Regions from separate parts of the Homo sapiens genome. Here all the other regions are linked to region 1. A link is an interaction called in ENCODE POLR2A ChIA-PET data of the cell type or tissue named here. Cell type or tissue: PC-9. All regions are shown on one strand.

What was found. Peaks named below come from ENCODE experiments on the same cell type or tissue, not always from the same donor. Only the 100,000 strongest peaks of a DNase experiment are listed, where the experiment ranks them.
Region 2: POLR2A ChIA-PET joins it to region 1 with 5 read pairs; 2 of 35 experiments call an interaction of 5 or more read pairs at or near these places.
Region 3: POLR2A ChIA-PET joins it to region 1 with 5 read pairs; 2 of 35 experiments call an interaction of 5 or more read pairs at or near these places.

The regions. Positions count from the first base shown.
Region 1 is chr1:202,106,693-202,110,692 of GRCh38, forward strand. LOC105371684 (a long non-coding RNA gene) reads right to left here and starts at 2,478. Exons shown (of 2, transcript XR_001738375.2): 1 at 2,278-2,478. RefSeq lists an enhancer at 1,222-2,195. In PC-9, no CTCF peak of the experiment used is centred here; DNase peaks (open chromatin) are centred at 379, 839 and 1,819; H3K4me3 peaks cover 621 bases; H3K27ac peaks cover 3,443 bases.
Region 2 is chr1:201,515,533-201,519,532 of GRCh38, forward strand. The region is part of intron 1 of CSRP1-AS1 (CSRP1 antisense RNA 1); the gene reads left to right. The region is part of intron 1 of LOC124904484 (a long non-coding RNA gene); the gene reads right to left. Among named protein-coding and RNA genes, the nearest start is that of CSRP1-AS1, 10 kb to the left of the region's middle. RefSeq lists an enhancer at 2,819-3,330. In PC-9, no CTCF peak of the experiment used is centred here; DNase peaks (open chromatin) are centred at 569 and 2,289; H3K27ac peaks cover 3,133 bases.
Region 3 is chr1:202,281,533-202,285,532 of GRCh38, forward strand. The region is part of intron 6 of LGR6 (leucine rich repeat containing G protein-coupled receptor 6); the gene reads left to right. Among named protein-coding and RNA genes, the nearest start is that of UBE2T, 58 kb to the right of the region's middle. In PC-9, no CTCF peak of the experiment used is centred here; a DNase peak (open chromatin) is centred at 2,039; H3K27ac peaks cover 358 bases.

The DNA of each region.
Region 1 (4,000 bases):
GAGCTCAGCCCGCTGCCTCTCATCTCTTCCCATGGGTTTGTCTTCATTCACCCACTGCCCCTAGAGCAGCCCAGGCCCCGCCCTCAGCCTGAGGACCCTGTGCAGAGCTCAGCCAGTTCCAGGAGGGGAGGGCCTCTTGAAGGCAGTCGGGGGCCAGGGGAGCTGGTGCTCACATTGAGGAGCTGTGGAAGGCAGGCCTAGGCCCACACATCCTGTGCTAAGAAGAGAGGACAGGGTGTGGAAGGAGGGGTTGGAGTGGGAGACCCATAGCCTGATTCAGCCCCGAATGGAAAAGTGAAGTTATGGGGGGACTGAAAGGTTTGGTGACAGATACTGGGATGTGAGTCTGGAAAGCGGCTTTGAGTCATGGCTTGGCATCTACCCTCCCTTTGTGACCTTGGCCATGTCCATTGCCCTCTTATCCCCATCTGTACAAGGCAGGCGCCTCAGTGTTCCCATCTGTACAAGGTAGGGGCTCAGCTGGATAAGCCTAGGCTCCTTCTAACCCTGGCACTCTGTGGTTACCCAGGTGGGCATCCCCACCCCAGTGCCCAACCTTCCCCTATCCCCACTAGCTCCCGCATCTCCCCCATGGAGAAAAAGAAACCTCGCTGGGTCATGGAACATGGGAAGGGTTGGCAATTCCTGTGTGAGGCAGCCCAAGGCAACCTCGGAGCCCTCCTGCAGATACCCAGGGGGCCTGCCCCGCCCCTGGCCCAGGCTCCAGACCACAGAGCAGACAACAAAGGCAGGCAGGTGGAAAATTCCCTCTGGCTCTCCGCCCAGGCACCCTGGATGGCAACTGTGCCAGCCTGGGCGGGCAAGAGCCGGGAGTCCAGGATACCAACAGGCAGCCTGGCAGCCCCAGGGAGCTGATAAGGGGCCTGTCAAGGTCTCCCCAGTTCAATTGCCCCCCACTGCTCAGACACAGAAATTGTATTCTACTCAGGTGGACAAACAGGTGGGAGGAGGAGGATGGGGAAATATGTGGTTGTTTGAACTTCTCAGAAGTTGTAGCCCTGAGCCAAGAAGATTATGCCAACTCCTCCCACTACCCTGAGCTGAGTGGTCCCTGGGACTCTTAATGGAGGACCGGGGGCTGCAGCTAGTTTGGCGGACAGACAGAAAACGGATTTCGTCAAGTGTTCCTGTGCCTGCTGGGCTCCTGCTGGCTGCTGGTCTCTGCCCTGTGACCTTGGGCAGTGTGTATGCTCCTGGAGGGCTTGCTTTGCCCATCTCTCACCCTGGAATAACTGTCTGGGTCCTGCTCCCTGGAAGGGCATGAAGCCACACCCATGTAAGGCCTAGGAGAAGTGAAAAGCCCTGTGTGTACATGTGACTTGAGGCCGGGAGGCAGACCACTCCCAGAGCCTGCATGTTCAAGGATTCCTTGCATCTGGAAAGCCAAGACAGGGACCCCTCCTGCCTGCCTCTCTTCTGCTTTCTGCTCCGACCCCCTGAGCTGGTTACCATGGCAACAGTTCCCTGCCTATCTCTCCAGAGGCCTTTCACAGAATCCAGAGTTGGTTTCTACAATGTTTACCCACAAACACTTTCTTGTTGCCAGTCAGTTCGGATGGCACTTCCAGAACTGAGGAAATACCTTTGTGACTTCGCCAGGTCACAGCCAGCTGGCCCCTGGAATCACTCCCCAGTAGGGTGCCATCCTTCGGGCTCTGGAGAGCTGAGGAGTCAGGGTGTGGCCAGGTCAAGGTGAACCACATGCTGCTGGGAAAACTACCCAAAGGGCACGTCCCACTGACCCGCAGTCAGCAGCCTGCAAGCGTCATTGCCTCTACAGGGAACATTGTCCGTCTAGGCTGGCAGAAGAAGGCCCTAAAGATAAGGCAGGGCATGAACCCAACTCCATGACAGCCAATTAGCTCCACTCCAAGAACCCAACCGCTGTGACTCACTGACAGCCAATCAGGAGGCCCAGGGCCAGATACTTTTTTCAGCTAGACACACCTGTAACCTGCTAGCCATCTGTTGAACCACACCCCTGCCCCAACCATTCTAGAAAGAAATATAAATCTCTTTTACAGCTGTAAATGGAGAGCTCTGTAACTCTAATATGGAGGGAGATACACGCTGATCTATATTGAGCTCAGAGACAGACACAAATGCATAAACATGCACCTGCACAGATGAAAATCTAGCTATCAGCCCTGCTCCTTCCTGCCTCCACCAAGGTCACCACCATCTCTATTCTCCTCCACCCTCCTGGGTCAGAAATTGGCAAAAGAGAAAAGGACATTGCAAGAGACCTAAATATACCTTTCCAGTGCACAGTGGCAGCTTTCTGTGAACTGTTAGGCCAACAGTGGTCCAGACATTTTCCCTCATCCTCTGCAAAAAACAACAAAACCAAACAAAAACATTGACTGGGCATCATTCGTAGGTTTACCTGGGAATACTAGTGCTTGGAGGGGACTGAGAGTACCCCTAGCAAAGCCCCATTTTACGGATGAGGGCTAGGCCCAGAGGGAGGGTTTCTCCTTCCAGAGGAGGGCTCAGTGCTCGTGATTGTTGGCAAGGGCATCTTGCCAAAGTTCCAGGATCCAGGTCAGATATTGGCCCCATGGTCCCACCCTGGAGGATTTCCTGTAGGGGGGTGCCCCCCAGCTGGCCACAGTGGATCAGGCATGTCCAGAGGGAGACCTGGGAAAGGGGCACTATGCTTGTGTGTCCTCCAATCTTCCTACTCTAGGCCCTGCCCAAAGGCTGGGAGAACAGGGATCTTCTGTTGACTATGAGGGAAAAATGCTAGTTCATAGGTCCTAGTTGAACTAGCGCCTATGATTCCGGGGTCTCTGGGATGCCTGGGATCATGGCAGCATGGCCCAAGGTCCTGCAGCAATTTGAGTCAGAGCCACATTACCAGGCTGCAGGACAGCAAGCCAAGACCCCCCAGCCTGGGAGTTTCAGGGTCTATGAACTAGCGCCTAGGTGCTAGATGAACTAGCATTTCAGTGCTCTATGCCAGAGGGACCTCAATAGAGGGAGATGCAGACAATCCAAACTTGTTTCAGTGTAACCCTCAAATTTTCGAGCCCTCCAGATGCAGGGCACTCATACTACCCAGTATTGAGACTCTAGACATGACCTTGACTGAAGGCTGCCACGTCTTCAAGCAGAGACCTGCTAAAAACGAAAACAACTTATATGCATGAAGTGCATACTTTGTGTCAGGAATTATGCTAGGCACTGGGGAGACAGACATGACCTAGGTTCCCAGGCCCCTGCAGGTTGTTCTCATGTAGGGTGTATAGGGTAGTTTCAGCAAAGGGCCTCCCTCAGCCCGCAAGGCCACAGGCCCCCAAACGGGCAAAACACTGCCCCTGCAGATTCACAGGACTTTTGTGCTGGTTTAGACAGGAGAGAAACAGAATGAACCCCAGGAAGATTCAGAGGGGTCAAGATCTGACCCCTACAGCCAAGGACAGCCAGAGGTAGGAGGACCTTTGCTCATGGGTAGAAATCATTCTATTCATGCATAAATCAAGTCTCACCCAAGATGTTGGGCAGCCAGCTTGGCCTTGCCTGTTCTAGGGAATAGAGGCTGGGCTCCGATTCCAGAGCTAGGGGCTGGGGTGGGATCTCTGAGTCTTTTTTTTTTTTTTTTTTTTTGAGACAGAGTCTCACTCTGTCACCAGGCTGGAGTGCAGTGGCACGATCTTGGCTCACTGCAACCTCCGCCTCCCAGATTCAAAAGATTCTCCTGCCTTAGCCTCCCAAGAAGCTGGGATTACAGGCGTGCGCCACCATGCCCAACTAACTTTTATATTTGTGGTAGAGACGGGGTTTCAACATGTTGGCCAGGATGGTTTTGATCTCGGCCTCCCAAAGTGCTGGGATTATAGGCATGAGCCACCATGCACAGCCTTGTAGTTTTAGCAGAGACGGGGTTTCACCATGTTGGTCAGGCTGGTCTCGAACTCCTGACCTCCAGTGATCCACTAGCCTCTGCCTCCCAAGGTGCTGGGATTACAGGTGTGAG
Region 2 (4,000 bases), 590 kb before region 1:
TTTGTGCTATTTTCTGTTCCTGGGTGGGATGGCAGAACTGGTTGAGCCAGATTACAGTTCTGGGTTGTGTCAGCTGATCCACCCAGAGTGTAGGGTCTGCAAGATATCTCAAGCACTGATCTTAGGTTTTACAACAGTAGTGTTATCCCTAGGAACAATTTAAGGAGGTTCAGATTCTTCAAGCCAGAGACTGCGTGACCCCTAAACTGTAATTTCGAATCTTGTAGCTAATTTGTTAGCCCTGCAAAGGCAGACTGGTCCCCAGGCAGGAAGAGGGTCTTTTTGGGAAAGGTCTATTATTAATTTTGTTTTAGAGTCAAATCATGAACTGAATTCCTTCAGGGCAAAGTTATTTCCACCTATGCCCAGGAATGAACAAGGACAGCTTAAAGGTTAGAAGCAAAATGGTTAGGTAGGTCTGATTTCTTTACTGTCATAATTTCCTCAGTTATAATTTTGCAAAGGCAGTTTCACAAGCAACCACAAGGCATAACAGCTATCATTTGGGGGTAATACAGGGAAGCAGGGAGCAGTCATCATGCATGAGCAAGAGCTGGGTCAGAGATAAGACACAGCCCCAGGTTAGAAGGCAGCTTCACAGAGATGAATAGGGAGTGAGATCAAGGACCACAGCAGAGGTTGACAGCCCAAGGCCCTTGATGGCACTATGACCTGAATGTCCAGGATCTTCCATGTCAACCACCAACTTTATAGGAAAGGGTGCACGAGCCAGGAATAATGGTGGTCAAGCTTGGCTGTGTGGGAAATAGGGAGTTTGCCTGCCTGGCAGCTGCTGAGTGTCTCAGTAGTGAGCTTCCAGCTACACAATATCTGGACCCTGAGACCCAAAGAGGAAGGAGACTTTGGCTTCCTTTACTATGGGCATTCTGTGACCCACCCTGGCAATGAGAAGGACTAAAGAACTACAAGATATTAAATCTACCTTATGTTTTTCACTTGCTTATGAGCACTGGAGCTCCATCACCTGAGCCCCCACTAAGTGCAGATGTATGTGACTTTAGAAAGGTTAGATTTACTCTTCATAGCTCAGGGTATAAAGAAGTGGTCCCAATAAAAGTTTCCTTTGCTACAGGGGGCTGAGGACAATCATGAGGTTGTGAACTCTTTGAGGACAGGATTAGATCTTGGTCAATATCTGTATGCTCAGTGCCTAGGGTAGCATCTAGTTCATGCAAGGAAGGAAAGGAGAGAGGAAGGAAGGAAGGAAGGAAGGAAGGAAGGAAGGAAGGAAGGAAGGAAGGAAGGAAGGAAGGAAGGAAAGAAAGGAGGGAGGGGGGGAGAGGGAGGGAGGGAGGAGAGTCAGATAATACAGAGAGGCCATACCATGAATTCTTAGTCATACCTGACCTGGCCACTCCAGGAGCGCCAGAAGAGTTGCTGGAAGCCCACATAGACATATGGTATATGATAACATTTTTTTTTAAAGAGATATAATTCACATGTCATATGATTTTCCCTTTTAAAGTGTACATTTCAATGGTTTTTGGTATATTTACAGTTTTGCAATCATCGCCACAGACCATTTTAGAACATTTTATTAACCTAATAAGAAAGCCTGTACCCATTTGCAATCACTCCTGCTTTTTCCTGCAACATCCCTAGCAACTGAAACTGTCTTTGCAAAAATTACAGCAATGAGAAAATTATCACAGTGAAAGAGATCCGACCTAATTGACTCCATCTTGCTTCTAATCTCCAAGCTGCCCTTGTTCATTCCTGGGCAGAGGCTAAACTAACTTTGGGAGGAATTCAGCTTATAACTTAACTTTGAAGCAAAGATGAAAACAGCCTTTTCCCTTAACACAGCCCCTTCTTGCTTGGGGACCAGACTGCTTGTGTAGCACTAACAAATTAGCCTCAAGATTAATGCTGACAGTCCGGGCGCACAGTGGCTCAGGCCTGTAATCCCAGCACTTTGGGAGGCCGAGGTGGGCAGATCACCTGAGGTCAGGAGTTGGAGACCAGCCTGCCCAACATGGTGAAACCCTGTCTCTACTAAAATTACAAAAATTAGCTGGGAGTGGTGGCGGGGGCCTGTAGTCCCAGCTACTCGGGAGGCTGAGGCAGGAGAATCGCTTGAACCCAGGAGGCGGAGGCTGCAGTGAGCCAAGATCGTGCCACTGCATTCCAGCCTGGGCGACAGAGTGAGACTCAGTCTCAAAAGATTAATGCAGACAGGCCACGAGATTTTGAACCTCCCCCATTGCTCCGAAAGATAACATCACTATTGTAAAACCTAAGATCAGTGCTCCAGACATTTTTCACACTGCATTCTGATGCACCAGCTGGCCCCACCCAGATCGGTAATCTGGCTCAACCAGTTCTGGGATCTCACCCAGGAACAGAGGACAGGAAGAAAAATCCCACTTTGACCCCCTATGATTTCATCGCTGACCCAGCCAATCAGCATTCCCCACTTCCTGGCCCCCTACACACCAAATTATCCTTAAAAATTCCAGTCTCCAAATTTTCCAGGAGACTGGTTTGAGTAATAATAAAGCTTCTATCTCTCTTTCACCAAGTTTTTGTAAATTAAACTCTTCATTGCAATTCCCCTGTCTTGATAAATCTGCTCTGTCTGCGTATCAGGCAAGGAGAAGCCATTGGGTGGTTACACAAGTACTTATCCACTTTATGTTTCTATAAATTTGCCTGTTCCCTGTTCCGATTTTTTTTTTTTTTTTTTTTTTTTTGAGACAGGGCCTGGCTCTGTCACCCAGGCTGGAGCACAGTGGCGCAATCACGGCTCACTGCAGCCTCCACTTCCTGGCCTCTAGCAATCCTCCTGCCTCAGTACCCTCTACCCCCTTGCCCAGTAGCTGTGACTACTACAGGTGCAGGCCACCAAGTCTGGCTAATTTTTATGTATTTTTTGTAGAGATGGGGTTTCGCCTTGCTGCCCAGGCTGGTCTCAAACTCCTGAACTCAAGTGATCAGCCCATCTAGGCCTCCCAAACTGCTGGGACTATAGGTGTGAGCCACCGCGCCTGGCCTGAACATTTCACATAAATGTAACCATACAATATGTGGTCTTTTGTGTCTAGTTTATTTTATATAACTTAAGGGAAAGCTTCCTCTTTGCCCTCTGAAGGATCACTGAAAAAACAACTGATGAAAGGCAGATTAATTGGAGACAAGGCATATAAATTTATCAACATGCACGCGGGGGAGTACTGCAGAGTTACCCTAACCTCCCAGTGGGGTATAGGAGCTTACATACCATCTTTTTTTGTTGTTTTTTTGAGACAGGGTCTCACTCTGTCACCCAGGCTGGAGTGCAGTGATGCAATCTCGGCTCACTGCAACCTCCACCTCCTAGATTCAAGCAATCCTCCTGCCTCAGCCTCCTGAGTAGCTAGGACTACAGGTGTATGCCACCATGCCTGGCTACTTTTTGTAGTTTTTGGTAGAGATATGGGGTTTCACCCTGTTGGCCAGGCTGGTCTCAAACTGCTGACCTCAAGTGATCCGCCCGCCTCCGCCTCCCAAAGTGCTGGGATTACAGGCATGAGCCACCATTCTCGGCCCATACCATCTTGAGGTTACAAAATGAATGGGGACTCAGAGCATGGCCAAAAACAGATTATAGTGGTAAGCAGGTTTTAGTGGCAAGACACCTTATGGGAGGGGGAAAAGATGAGGCCTGGCTAGCATAAGTGGTCTTGTTAGGTAGATGAAATCTCACAGGTAGCAGCCCTCAGAAAGAATTGATGGTAAATACTTCTTTTCGACCTTTAAAGGTGTCAGAGCCTCAGTTAATTGTTCCTAAATCTAAAGAGAAGCCCCACATAAGTGAAGATTTTATCCACTGATGCAAATCTCTCCCACCAAAGACAGCTTTGCAGGGCTACTTCTGTTTGCAAGGCCCTTTGAACAGCTGTCTCAAAATATGTCAAAGAAGGATATTTTAAGGTGAAATATTTTTATTTCTTTCACTAACGTGTATAAATACTTCATTCCTTTTTTATTGCCAAATAAT
Region 3 (4,000 bases), 170 kb after region 1:
TTGAGCAAACAACTGGCTGGGCTCTCCAAGTGTGGCCGTTTCTGCCAGCTGGGGTCCCTCAGCATCCATGAGGGAGCTGGCTGCCATGGCCACCTGGTACAGGCCTCGGAGAGGGTCGATGGGGAGAGAAGGACCCCCAGGTCACCAAGTATGAGCCACTGAGGTTGGGGTAGAGCTCATGGTGTCAGGGGGATGCTCACAGTTTCTCTTACCCCCCACTTGCTCCACCTTGCCCTCCATAACCAACCCCCCTTATTCTCCACCCCCTCCCACATATACCCCAGGACATCAATCCTGAGGTGAGGGGTTTTCAAGAATCCGAAGCAGCAGAGGAGAAAATGCTGAGTCAAGCTGTGATCTGGGAAGCAATGTACTGGGGAAAACCATTTGGGAAAACTTATCCCAGGAGGCCTGGGCTAATGGCATTTGTGGTGGTGCAGGGAAAAGTAATAGGGAGGCTGAGACCCAAGCTCCACTCTTTTTTCCTGTGGGCACAAGACCCAGAAGTGTGGCTGCTTTCTTGGGCTTAGCCTGAAGCGGGAGAAATGGCAGAGCCAGCCCAGCTTTGCCGGCATGCTCACCCTCCGGAAGACTGAGGACTGAGGTGTGGGGGACATGCCCCAGCCTGGAGGCAGGAAAATTGGAACCTCTTCCTGCCACTGTGCGTGACTTGGGCTACATGTTCCTCCCTCTCTAGCTGTCATAGACAGCTGGGCAGTTAACTCTGGACAGTCTAGCCCACTCAATCAACATCTGAGAAAATTGATGTCCGGGGAGGTGTCATGGCCTGCCCAGAGTTACTCCCTCAGTTAGAGACAGAGCAGATCTAGGGTGCATTAATGAGAAAACATACATGAAAGTCCCTGGGGGAGAGCCTGCTGTCCTCTTTTGTCTGGGTCAAATGTGAACTGTGTGAGCCTGCTATGTGCCAGCTGTTTGGGGGAATCCTAGATGTAAGAGATGGTGCTCATTACCCTGCAAAAGCCTGTGTGCCCACAGCCACCTTCCCTCAGGAGATATAAGAGCTTTTAGGGCAGTGTTTGGAGTTGCCATGGATGAGCAGGGCAGGAGGGAGTCCAATGCCATGAACCCTGGAGTGTGGGCGCTGTTAGCTTTGCTGGGAAATCAGGTGGGGAGGGGGTACATACACTGACTATGTGTTGGCGCCTCTAAAAAACCAACTAGCAGCTGTTTCTTCACTTTTGGGGCACACTGCCTAATTCTTTCTCAATTAGCCACTGGATTGCCGCGCAGGGCATTTGGCTCAGCTGATGCTGGCTGAATTACAGAGCAATCCTGCCGCTAAGCGCCCACTGTACCTTTCATCTACAGGAGCACTTGATTCCATCACACAAAGCCCAGGGCCTGCACCCACTTTACCAATGGGAAAGCCAAGGCTAGGAGCCTGGTGGCAAAGCCCTTGGCATCAGACAGCCTGGGGTACAGTGCCACTTCTACCAGCTGTGTGACCTTGGTAAAATCATTTGCCTCTGTGAGTCTCCGTTTTCTAATCTGAAACATAATGCCAGTAATAGTTAACTAATCTTACAGGGTTGGCCTGTGGATTAAGTGAGATGATGTGTGTAAAATTCTTACAAACCCTGACAAGCTGTATAGGAGCCTGCCCTACACTCCTTTCTCCTTTCCCATCTCCTCCTCTGAGGGCCTCCATCTCAACAATACCCCCTTCTTCCTGCCCTTGAGGGGTGAGTTCTTCTTCCAACTTTTGATCTCCAATTAAAAAGGGGAAAAGTGTGTTCTTTATCCTCTGTTCCCCAGAGCATTTGCTGGGGAGCCTGCAGGGGCAGCCAGATGTGGCAGGGGGAGGAGTAGATGGGAGAATAAAAGGAGAAAGAAATGATAGTCAAACCTTTTAATTGTTGCATAATTGGCACGCTTTGCAGTCTCTGGAGCTTTTCATGTGAGCTTCTCACTGGAAGGGTATTTCTCCCTCAGGCCCCATAAATCTCTGCCACTTAGACTTCTCTCATCTCCGGCAGCAGAGGGAAGATCAAACCCCTGCGGCCCAAGCTGCGGTTTGGCTGGAGCTGTGGTTTGGCTCCTCTGCAGACTCCTCTAAGTGGGGAAAGCGGCCCCCAGCCATACCACCTGGGGAGGAGGGGCCAGGTGCGGGCATGCACACACGTGGTCACACAGGCATCTGGAACTGCACAGCCAATCATGTGCACGTGCAGCACACGTGCCACATGTTTCAAGCCCTACATGACCCTCACTCCACGTAGGCAGCCCCACCCCACAACCCAGCACAGCACAGAAATGCCCATCACAAATGCACCTGCAGCAACACACCCTCTGTTATGCCCTCAGCTCTGGAGACCAGGCTGTTTGGCTTCCAACCCTGGCTTTGCCCCTGCAAGCTGGGTCAGCCAGAGGAAGTAACTTCACCTCTGTGAGCCTCACTTCCTTCATCTGCACAATGGGCTACCTCAGAGATGGGGAGAAAGTGTGAGAGACATACACCATGCTCTCTTTTACTCCAAAAGAGCCAGCAAATCCAAGTCATTTGGGCAGGGTTCAGGGGATGGGCACTGTTAAGACCTCTCTTGTTTAGCAGAACAAATCGTGCCAACTCCACCCGCCCCACCCCCTTCCTACAGAAACCTTGTTGCCCTCTGGGAAAGTCTGACCTCGTAGGAAGGAAGCTCCCAGGACATTTCTCCTGATGTAGTCATCATCATTCCAGACTTTGCCAAGAAACCTCAGCCAGAAGCAGACAGGTCATGCTCCATCCTGCATCCACAACTCCTTTCTACTTCCACAATGAGGATGACCCGAACTTGCTGGGAAATTGAGAATCAGAGGTGGTCTAGTCCCCAGACTGTGAAGTAGTATTTCCACTTAACCAGATCAGACCAAATGTAGGTATTTGGGGGTGAGTTGCCCATGTCACTGTAATTTGCAAGTGACGGTAAACCACTAGAAACCATACCTCTTGCTTTGTAATACGTTGCTTCACTTAGCACTAGCTCCGTCAAGGTCAGATCAATCATAGGACTTCCCAGGTATCTAGGCTGAGAGATAAGAGAGCATGGTGAAGAACATTTCTAGGAAGGTTTTCCCAGGAGGTCTCAGGACCTGAAACCCTAGGTCAGTGTTTGGAAATGTGTGCCTGGAGGCCATGACGAGCTAGTCTAGCCTGACAGCTAATGATCTTTGAAAATCTTCGCAAGAAAAAAAAAGGTCGAGCAAACACAATTGCATCCTAAAGGGCCCACCCTCATGCTCTAGATCTGGGAACTTGATGGCTGAATCTCAGCTAGAACCCAGGAGGGGACAGGGCCCAGGATGGACCCCGGGGACAATAGTGTCTCACCTCTCTTGGGCCTGGGTGATGCTCCTTGGGCCTTGTTATAACCTCACTAAACAAATCAGGCCCAACTGGAGCCCTGTGCTGGCTGGACACTTCCCTTTGGAGGAGAGCCTGGGGCCATAGTGAGAACAGAAATCTTCTGGCCCCAGCTCTCTCTCTAAATCAGGACCAGCATTCAACAGGGGCCTGGGACAGGAAGAGGGCAAAGAAGAAATGTATTGAATTCTGCCTTATAATACAAAATTGTACCTTCCACATCAAATCTCCTCTGGTGATGGATGCTCTGGTGATCTGTTTCCACAGAACATTTTTACTTCAACAGCAACTGTAGCTAGAAAATGTTCCTCTCTGTGTGTGTCTTTGAAACCATTAATGCCAACAGGAAACTGGCTCTGACTTGGTTCTGAGAGTATCTGGCCACCCCTTACTCCTGGCCCTGATGTCAGCCTTTGGCCAGGGACAGGAAACCAGGTGGACTTCCATCGAGGTCCTCCCAGGGCTCAGGGTTCTTCCCAGGGTAGAATGAGGATTCATCTTGACTTAGCAGACTTAGATTCAAATCCTGGCTTTGCCACCAGCATGTGACAGGTGCAAGTCACCTGACTTCTCAAGAGCCTCGATTTCCACAGATAGAAAATGGGGATAATAGTTTTCAATTGAGAAGATTGT